Linked DNA regions of Homo sapiens: region 1 is linked to region 2. A link is a contact called in ENCODE Hi-C or POLR2A ChIA-PET data. All regions are on one chromosome and are shown on one strand. The core of a region is the stretch at or near the end of the contact, and the rest is flanking DNA. Distances in the headings are between cores, read along the strand shown.

The links. Hi-C counts contacts between places; a loop is a spot of excess contacts on that map. ChIA-PET counts read pairs that join two places held with the same protein, here RNA polymerase II (POLR2A). Pooled maps may share reads with other maps.
Region 1: a loop to region 2 is called in a map of CD8-positive, alpha-beta T cell, with 10 times the contacts of the local background. The contact joins the promoter of PAPSS1 here to the promoter of CENPE in region 2. A Hi-C loop is called at or near these places in 1 of 168 maps with a recorded cell type or tissue (CD8-positive, alpha-beta T cell) and 9 of 50 pooled maps. POLR2A ChIA-PET finds 5 or more read pairs at or near these places in 1 of 52 experiments (T-cell).

What each region holds. Positions count from the first base shown.
Region 1 is chr4:107,718,006-107,722,678 of GRCh38, reverse strand. It overlaps PAPSS1 (3'-phosphoadenosine 5'-phosphosulfate synthase 1), which reads left to right and starts at 2,445. Exons shown (of 12, transcript NM_005443.5): 1 at 2,445-2,559. The coding sequence starts at 2,500. RefSeq lists enhancers at 993-1,142, 3,133-3,192 and a silencer at 2,253-2,502.
Region 2 is chr4:103,195,386-103,200,083 of GRCh38, reverse strand. It overlaps CENPE (centromere protein E), which reads left to right and starts at 1,741. Exons shown (of 49, transcript NM_001813.3): 1 at 1,741-1,820; 2 at 3,234-3,325; 3 at 3,832-3,921; 4 at 4,046-4,164. The coding sequence starts at 1,765. RefSeq lists an enhancer at 1,325-1,879.

The DNA.
Region 1 (4,673 bases), core at 1,196-3,695, 4.5 Mb before region 2:
TCTTTATCAATTTTTTGGGTCCCAGACAGTCCAGGGAAAGCAGAGTAAATGCTTAATTCATCCCCTTTATTTACCAGTTTTCAAAATAATGAGTTGGTTTCCTAGCATTCTCTAAGAGTGACAATAATTTTTTTTAAAATCATCATCATTACAAACACCTAGATTTAAACATATTTGATATGTTTTAATATTTTGTAGTTCTAGTCCATTTAGTGCTTTAATTCTCCCATCTTTGACATGGAAAAATTTCTTTAAATTGGTTTCTGAGTCCTTTTGACATAATCCGAGTAGCTTTTGACAGTTTTTTGTTATGTTTCCTGTTTGATGTTTCTGGCTCATTTGCATGACCCATATCTGGAATCATGAATTTGGATGGACAGTATCAATGTAAACTTATGATATATTTTACCTTAAAAAAAGTCTTTTACTAGAAATAAGGTCAAACTCACAGCAGTGAGCACTCCTAGAGCCAGATCGTTATATCTAAATACCATTTCCCTCTAATAAGAACCAGAACTCAGAGCAATGGCTAACTTCAGATGTGGCCCTATTTTCTCATATGAAGCTTGAGATCTTCTTCCAAGCTCATTCCTGTTATTGGCAGAATTTGAAATTATATTGAAATTCAGTTCTATGTATGAACCCCAGATTGAAAATTCCCTAGAAAAAAAGCTGAAGGGAACCATTCACATTTTAAGTAGTCAAGTAACAAGATCAGATTTCTGTTTCAGAAATACCGCTCTGACAGCAGGTGCAAGAATGGGGTGTGTGGCGGGGATGTGGAGAGCGGCTGCACAGCTGGGAGGATGTCCAGTGAACGGGCTTAATGATAACTCAGGCTGGATATAGGGGAGGCCTAATTTAAGACAGTAGCAGTGGGGCAAATAGATGGAGGGCTGATTTGCTAGTCACTAACAGGCAGCAGCCTCAGGTCTTGGTGATGGGGGCTGATTTGCTAGTCACTAACAGGCAGCAGCAGCAGCCTCAGGTCTTGGTGATGGGGGCTAATTTGCTAGTCACTAACAGGCAGCAGTCTCAGGTCTTGGTGATGGGCGGGGTCAGGGGCGGAGGGCGGCTGTGTCACAGGGGGGCAGAGCTGCAAGCAACTCTTTTGGTGCCAGGGGCAAGCTGCGGAAAAGAGAACTCAGAGTTATGGGGGGTGTGGGGAAGATAACTCCTGGAGGAAACTCTGTCATGCCCCCAGCCCATCCTCCTACGAACTAGCCCTGGAATAATTAGGTGAATTTGAAAATGTCCTCCGTAGGCGGGAGTTCTATTCGGGGTTACCTGCGGCCTCCCCGGTCCTGGATTTCAGTCCTCTAGGTATTTCCTGAGTAGCTCTTAATAATACAGAAGCCCCTTTCCGGTGTAGGTCGGTAAGAAGCACTGCACAGAAATCTGATGCGAAGTGGGGTCTCCTAGCGGAGAGGGAGGCACCTTATAAGTAATCACTAATCCAGGTTGAGATATTAATTATTGATGTCAAGAAATCGGGCTTTTATTATATCTTTTTAAAAACTGTGTCTTGAGGCCAGGCGCTGTCGCTCACGCCTGGAATCCCAGCACTTTGGGAAGCTGAGGCGGGCGGATCATGAGGTCAGGAATTCGAGACCAGCCTGGCCAACATAGTGAAACCCCGTCTCTACTAAAAATACAAAAATTAGCCGGGCGTGGTGGCACACGCCTGTAGTCCCAGCTACTCGGGAGGCTGAGGCAGGAGAATCGCTTGAACCCGGGAGGCAGAGGTTGCGGTGAGCCGAGATCCTACTACTGCACTCCAGCCTGGGCGACAGAGCAAGACTCCGTCTCAAAAAAAGAAAAAAAATTGTGTCTTGAGTAGAATTTTAATGTGGAGAATGAGCTGTTCGGTAAATCAATTCTTCCCTTTGCAAAGCTGTAAAACATTTAAAACATTTGGCCAGGGTGACATGGGCACAGAAGGGGCAGACAGGAGGTCGGCAGCCAGGTCTGTGGAGGAGTAGCCACAGGTGCAAGAGGCCGCGTCAGCGTCCTCCCAATCAGCCTCTGCTGAGGGAGTGCCGCGCGCGGCGAGCCGCGCACTCCCCTTGCCTTTCTCCCGGCGGCTGGTACTCGCTCTTAGAGATCTGCGTTAGCTCAGAGCTAGGCTCGGTGCCGCAGAGGCACCTGAGGTTCCACGACTGCATTCCAGGCCCCGCCCCTTCATCGGGATCTGGAAGGAGGAGCGCCGTGCGCGCCCGCGCCGGCGCGAGCGCTGAAGCTCCGCCCCCAGCTTCTACCTCCGGTTCTATCCCGGCGTTTCGCCCTTCCCCACAGACCTCTGCCCCGGACCCATTTCCGAGGCGCGCCGCATGCGCCGCGCAACCCAGGCCACGAGCACGGGCGCGTGCTTAAGTCAGCGCGCGCCCGCTCCGACGCGAGGAGGCCCCGCCCTCCAGCCCCGCCCCGCTCGCTGGCCTGCCCTCCTCTTGCTACCCTCCCGGCGCAGAGAACCCCGGCTGCTCAGCGCGCTCCGCGGTCATGGAGATCCCCGGGAGCCTGTGCAAGAAAGTCAAACTGAGCAATAACGCGCAGAACTGGGTAAGCTGGGGACGAAGGCGAGACGGCGAGGAGCGGAGGGGCTGTGGGAGCAGCTCGTTCCGGAGCCGCCGCCTCTCTCCCGCCTCCTCCGCATCCATCCTTCCAGGAGCGCGGAGGTGGGTTCCGGGGCTGCGGCGCCTCCCGGCTGGGGCCGTGGGTGGTTGCGAGGCAGAGGGGCGCGGCGCAGGGTGGGGATCTCGCCCTAGCTTGGCGCAGCGTGCGGTCCGAGCCACCGTTCGTGGGAAGAACGCCCCCCCTCCCCAGCGCCTCCGCTCAGGTAAGACCCCCAGGAAAATCCTTCACCCGTGAACTGGCGCTTGCTGAAACCTCCGGGTGCTGAAACCTGCGGCTGCAGAAACAGGAGCTTCCTGCATACCTTGGAGTGGCCTGAAGATGTGCAGAGAAGGCGGAGGCGGGCGCCTTCGACGCGTTCTTGGTTTTTCTTGGCTCTGCCAGTGCGGTTGGCCCAGGTTTGGGTCCATCTCCGTGTCTTTCCATTTCTGAGTTTCAGTGTGAAAGGAGAGTACCCAACAATGTGGTCATTCATGAGTTGAGACTGCCCTGAACTGAGGTTCTTTGTGTCTCTGTGTTAAATCGGAATGTTTAACAAGTAGGAGTTTGGAAGACTCCATTCCTGGTGACAGTCAGGTATGGGACCAGTCCTTTATAACGTTTAGTAATGACTGCCAGTTGACTTTGTAAAGTGCTGTGTCCTCATAACGTTGCTTACTTCCTTAATTTCTCTGTGATGAGAAAGAGCCTTATCTTCCTTTGTAAGTGTGCAGCAGGGAAGGGCCCATCTTTGGAGTCTGGAAAGGCACTGGTTTAAGTTTAGACGGAAACGTTATTTCACAGTCCAATGGAATAATAAGGTTTAAATGCAATGTCTCCCAAAACGTTACTTGCCCTAGATGAATCAAAGAAAAAAAAAACAAGCAATTTCAGGCAAATGTTCTTTGGAAGTCATTAATTTACCACATCTGTTGTTATTGTTATCATGAGTTGTTTACTGATTCCTCTCTCCTTTTATTTAACTCTATAGATGGTAAGGAGGGGAAGGAGATTTAAAAGATGAATTAGAACAGTGGAAAGAGCGCTGGACTCCTGGCCTGGTCTCTCATCCCAGCTTTGCCATTTACTAGCTGTGTGATCTTGAGGAGAGTCACTTTACTTTTTCGAACCTCAGTTGACTTAAGGGTATAATAGTATGTACTTCACGGGATTGTTTTGATGAACAAAGAAGACAGATCATGAATTTGAATGTGCGGTGAAACCACTGCCTTGAAACTCAGACTCAGTTTCGCTTCTCTTACCTTAAGGTGTTTCACGGTTAGGGAAATAAGGTTGGCTTACTTGGGGTATTTACAGATGATTTCTGTTACATTGTCCATTTATGTACTCATTTATTTATTAACATTTGCCACATGGTGCGTATTCTATGTAGAGACTTGTGCTAGACATGGTGGTGAAAAATGTGGGACTTACTGCTTGCCTTCTGGTAGTTCATGGTTTGTGTTGGGGTTGTGACATTTGCCAAGTGGTGAATATGTCTTTGTGGTCCAGAGTGAGTGGCGTAAGACAGAAGTTTTATTGCAATTTAGAGGAGAGATTAGTTTCGCCTGGGCGTTTTGGGAGGGTTTATGGAGGATTTCAGATTTCTGAGTCAGAGGGGAACTGCATGGATAAGTGTTGGGAATAAAAATTACTATTTTTTTTACTCCAGAAACATTGACGAAACTTGTTTGACTGCCCTGGAGAGTTTTTGTTGGGAAGTGGAGGTAAGGTTCAATAGGGAGGCTGGGGCTCCGTGATGCTCTTGTGTTTGGCTGCAGAGAAGACTTGATTCTATGGGGGATTTTTGATGGGGCTAGAATTTTAAATTTTCTGATCCTTGTAAATTTTTCTCTCCCTCATGGAACACCCGTCATCTCTTCCTCTCTCATATTTAAATCATCTTAATAGGCACAAGTGTGAAGAACCCATATACCTTTAAAATTCCTATCACAGGATAAAATTGGTAATCCAGGAAGAATGTTCCGCTGAAGAAATGTAGACCCTGGTAGGACCCAGATGGGGAAGCCCTGGAGACCAGACAAGGTTATAGTAAGGTTTAA
Region 2 (4,698 bases), core at 492-2,991:
TATTTTCTTACTAGATACAACCAAGTATCTTTACAGTCTAGCAATAAAAAAGAGTTGTTTATACTACCTCACAGCTAGTTAACCAAAACAAATCTTGAATGAATAGACTCATTTTTCTTTACTGTTCTTATCTATAAACTAGTTTCTTTAAATTGAAAGAAACTACTTTCATCTAACTCAGTCTACCATCTAACTCAGTCCTCACTCTGCAAGGAAATTAGGCATATTCTGTGTATCTTTCCAAAAATTATGTATGTATATCCAGACATATTCTGTGTACATAACCGTGCACCTTGAATTTCTCTTAATAAATGAAACATCTTGGATAGCTTTCTAAAGTACACATAAAAAGCTAGGCCAGGCACGATGGCTCATGCTTGTAATCCCAGCACTTTGGGAGGCCAAGGCAAGGAGGATTGCTTGAGCCTAGGAGTTCAAGACCTGCCTAGGCAACACTGTGAGACCCCACTCCCTACCCTAATCCCCCCACCACCCCGTCTCTACAAAAAAATTTAAAAATTATCTGGGCTTGTGATGTGCCTGTAATCCAAGCTACTCAGGAGGTTAAGGTGGGAACCCCACTTGGGCTGAGGCCAGGAGTTGAGCCTGCAGTGAGCTGTGTTCAGCCTACTGCACTCTAGCCTAGGTGACAAAGCAAGAACTCATGTTTATTTAAAAAAAAAAAAAAAAAAAAAAGAGAGAGAGAGAAGAAAGGGAAAATAAGCATTATTTTTGGGAAAAAATCACTGTATTTAGAATAGCTTTCCCTCTTAGTTAATAAAAGTAACAAACCAGGCCAGGAGCGGTGGCTCACGCCTTTAATCCCAGCACTTTTGGAGACCGAGGCAAGTGGATCACCTGAGGTCAGGACTTTGAGACCAGCCTTGCCAACATGGCGAAGCCCCGTCTCTACTAAAAATACAAAAATTACCTGGGCGTGGTGGCGGGCACCTTGTAATCCCAGCTACTGGGGAGGCTGAGGCAGGAGAATCACTTGAATGCAGGAGGTGGAGGCTGCAATGAGCAGAGATAAGCACCACTGCACTCCAGCCTGGGGTGACAGAGCGAGACTCCGTTTCCAAAAAAAAGAAGAAAAAAAAAGTATCAACCCATTACTCAATGAGTTTTTCAGTCCTCGGTATTTATTTTCCCTAATTCAACCTCTGAGGAAGCCACAGCTAATGGAAACGAGTTACAGAGAGAGAGAAACAGGAGAAAAGCCTAAACTCAGATTTTCTAAGGCGCACAACAGGCTTGTCACGTTTCTGGACTGGACAGCGAATTTCAACTCTTGCTGTTGAAAGTTTATTTTAAACTGTTGGTGCAGTTTCTTTAAAAGACGGCAATTCTGTTTGGGTAGTGAAAAATACATGTATCTCTACCTAGTTTCGTCTACAGGTTCCAAACTTTTTAAGGATGGGGTGGAGGATGACGTTCGCTAGCTTTTGGCAGATAATAGTATTCTGGTATTCCAGGACCACCACTCTCTGCCCACTCCTGGGAGCCCCTCCCTTCGGCCCTCTCCTCCGACTCTCTGCTGGGCCCTTTAAATCCCCTCTCCTGTTTAGCAGTGGTCACGCCGCCCGCCTTGCGTCCCCCGCGCTGCTCCGCACGTGGAATGGCCCATGACGTCACGAGGCCACGGCTCAATCAGATGCGGCGTTTGGGAAATTTTAAATTTAAAGGCGGGGCGGCCTGTGAGCCCTGAAGTGCCGGCCGCGGAGGGTCCTGGCCATTTTCCTGGGACCAGTTCAGCCTGATAGGATGGCGGAGGAAGGAGCCGTGGCCGTCTGCGTGCGAGTGCGGCCGCTGAACAGCAGGTAGGGGGGCCACACCACGGCCCGGTGCCCGCTGGGCCTGCGGCGCCGCCCTGAGCCGGAGGGGCGAGGCCTACGATGTTTCCAGGAGCCGCTGCTTCCCGGCTCTGCTGTCTAGTGACTCGGCTGCTGGCCATCGTTTCAGGGTCTGTAAAGTGACAGGGGAGGATCGGAGATCTAGAAGATACTTTCCAGCTGCGAGATTCACTTAAATTTAACTCAGTCTCGCTGACATACAGACCTTCCCTTCTGTGCTGCTCTGCCTTGCGGCATCTGCTCCTCCCTGCCCCATTCCCCGCCTAGAGAAGTCGTATGGGACCGTGCCTTCCTGGCCCTCATCACAGTTAGTCATTTTACACCTAACTGCTGTCTCCAGACCCTCTGAAGACAAGGGCTAGTCTGTCTTGTCACATTACATTCAATCGTCACTCAAGATCATTCTACAAATATTTATCAATTTTTTTTTAGTGACTTTGTACAACACAGACACTCCCGTCATTGCCCAGTGGCTCTTCCATTCTAATGGGACGAGACAGAAAGTAAAGTTGAAAATGTAGGATGTTAAGTGGTGATATGTAGGTAATAAGTGCTAGGGAGAAAAAGCAGGAAGAGGAATAAATGAAATCGGTTTGCTTCACTAGCTTCTGGCCCTCGACCCGAAATGCTAACACTTTGTGTGTGTGAGAAATTTTTATTGAACACGGGGTTTAATAAATGCAAATACCAAGATCAGGAATTTCCTATTTTTGAGGAGCTCATTATCTAATGCCTTAAACGGCTACATAAAGAAACCATTAGGATACCTTTTGACAAGTGTTATGATGGGCAGGTAGAGAATGTTTGCTAGAGGAGTTATTAGCCCATCAGAGACGAAAGCTTCCCGTGGGGTGAACTGGTGTCAGAAAAGTCTTGACGCTTTTCATGAGTGAAATAATCCCTATGTTACTTAATGGAAAGGGAAGTCAGAGTATTCCAGGCACAGAGAGGTTACATCTGTCATTTGGGGAAGACCTTCAGGTAGAGCTTAGGATGTATCTAGGAATTCAGAGGAAAATGGAAGAGAGAAATGACATGATCTAGGACTCGTGCCCTGCTGAGGATTTCATAAGTTTCCAAAAGGTTTTAAGAATTTTAAGCAAGACAGACATAATCAGAGTTGCATTTTGAATCCATCCCTTTGTTTACCAGTACTGGGGGAGAGGGTGAGAATGAAAGCCTTCACAAGAAAACACTTTTGAGGCGGCAGAAGGTCACTGAAGCTCCATTTAAGAGTTGAATCCTCAAAGATGGACTTTCTGTCATTCTCTTATGTTACTATCTTTCAAAATATTCTTTAGCAGGTGAAATCTTTTCAATTATTCCTCCTATGACATGACTTTTATGACTGGTTAAAATGCGGTGTTTTTATTCTTTTAGAGAAGAATCACTTGGAGAAACTGCCCAAGTTTACTGGAAAACTGACAATAATGTCATTTATCAAGTTGATGGAAGTAAATCCTTCAATTTTGGTAAGCTTATAATAGCATCAAAAGTTACCTTGTTATCCTTTTGCTATTAAAAGTACAAAAGGCTTATCAATAATATTAGATTTGTCACTAAAGATTAGACTAAGCCTTCTATAAACTGCTTCACTGGAAACAAAATTGTTTATCCATCATGTATTTAAGTAAGGTAACCAATTGGCATTTAAAACAGTTATAATCACAGTTATCTAATTTGCATCTAGGTAGATTCCAGACCCCCATGTGCAAACACTATACCTTATTGCCTCTTGAAAGAACATAGAAAAGTTGACTTGTAGTGTATTTTTTGTGTGTGAAAATGAACTCATTTTACCTTAGGGAAGGGTATTTTCAGAGAACCAAAAAGTTGAAAAAAATACTGTGTCTTAAATAGTTGATCATCCTACATTCTGACAGTTTTACTTTTGGGAATAATTACTAATTTGGAATGAAAACACAGTGGACTCATTTGATTTAACTTCTGTGTTGTTGTTGTTGTTGTTGTTGTTTAGATCGTGTCTTTCATGGTAATGAAACTACCAAAAATGTGTATGAAGAAATAGCAGCACCAATCATCGATTCTGCCATACAAGGCTACAATGGTTTGTATTCACTCAATGCTGCAGAAACATTTTAGTCTTGGGCGTCTGTGCAACAAGCATGCATAGTTTTACCCATTATAGGTTTGTTTTTAATCTTTGCGTATGTGTGTTTTGTTTTTTGCAGGTACTATATTTGCCTATGGACAGACTGCTTCAGGAAAAACATATACCATGATGGGTTCAGAAGATCATTTGGGAGTTATACCCAGGGCAATTCATGACATTTTCCAAAAAATTAAGAAGGTAAGTAACTTAACTGGATTTCTAGTACGTACAGGTAAAACTAGTAAAAACTGGGTACCAGTCTTAGTGTATTTCTCTTGTAAAGATGAAAGGAAGTAGATTTACAGTTATTGTTTGATTATCCATGGGGAAAGAAGAAAGGCATAGCATAGATTCACTTTTATCTCCACAACTTACTTTATAAAGCTTAAAGTTCTTTTATTCTTTCTCTTGAATTCTGCAACAATAATACTCTCAACAAAAAGTAGGCATTAAGGAACAAGAAAATGTTATCAGAATGGTTAGCTCCACCTAACCATTTAACTATCAGTGATTATAAAGGAACAGTAGAAAGTGGATGTAGGTAAAAAAAGAAGGGAAGCAGAAAGCCAGAATAGGCAACCGAGTTAGTTGGTTTCAAATTAGCATTTTTATTAAAATAAGAACATCTTTTGAGAGGGTTTTATTTTGAGCCTAGAGTTTGAGCCTAGAGTTGGTGTTCTCCCAGCTTTATGGTACTTCACTTTTCATTATTTCTGTAACGATGCTTTTATA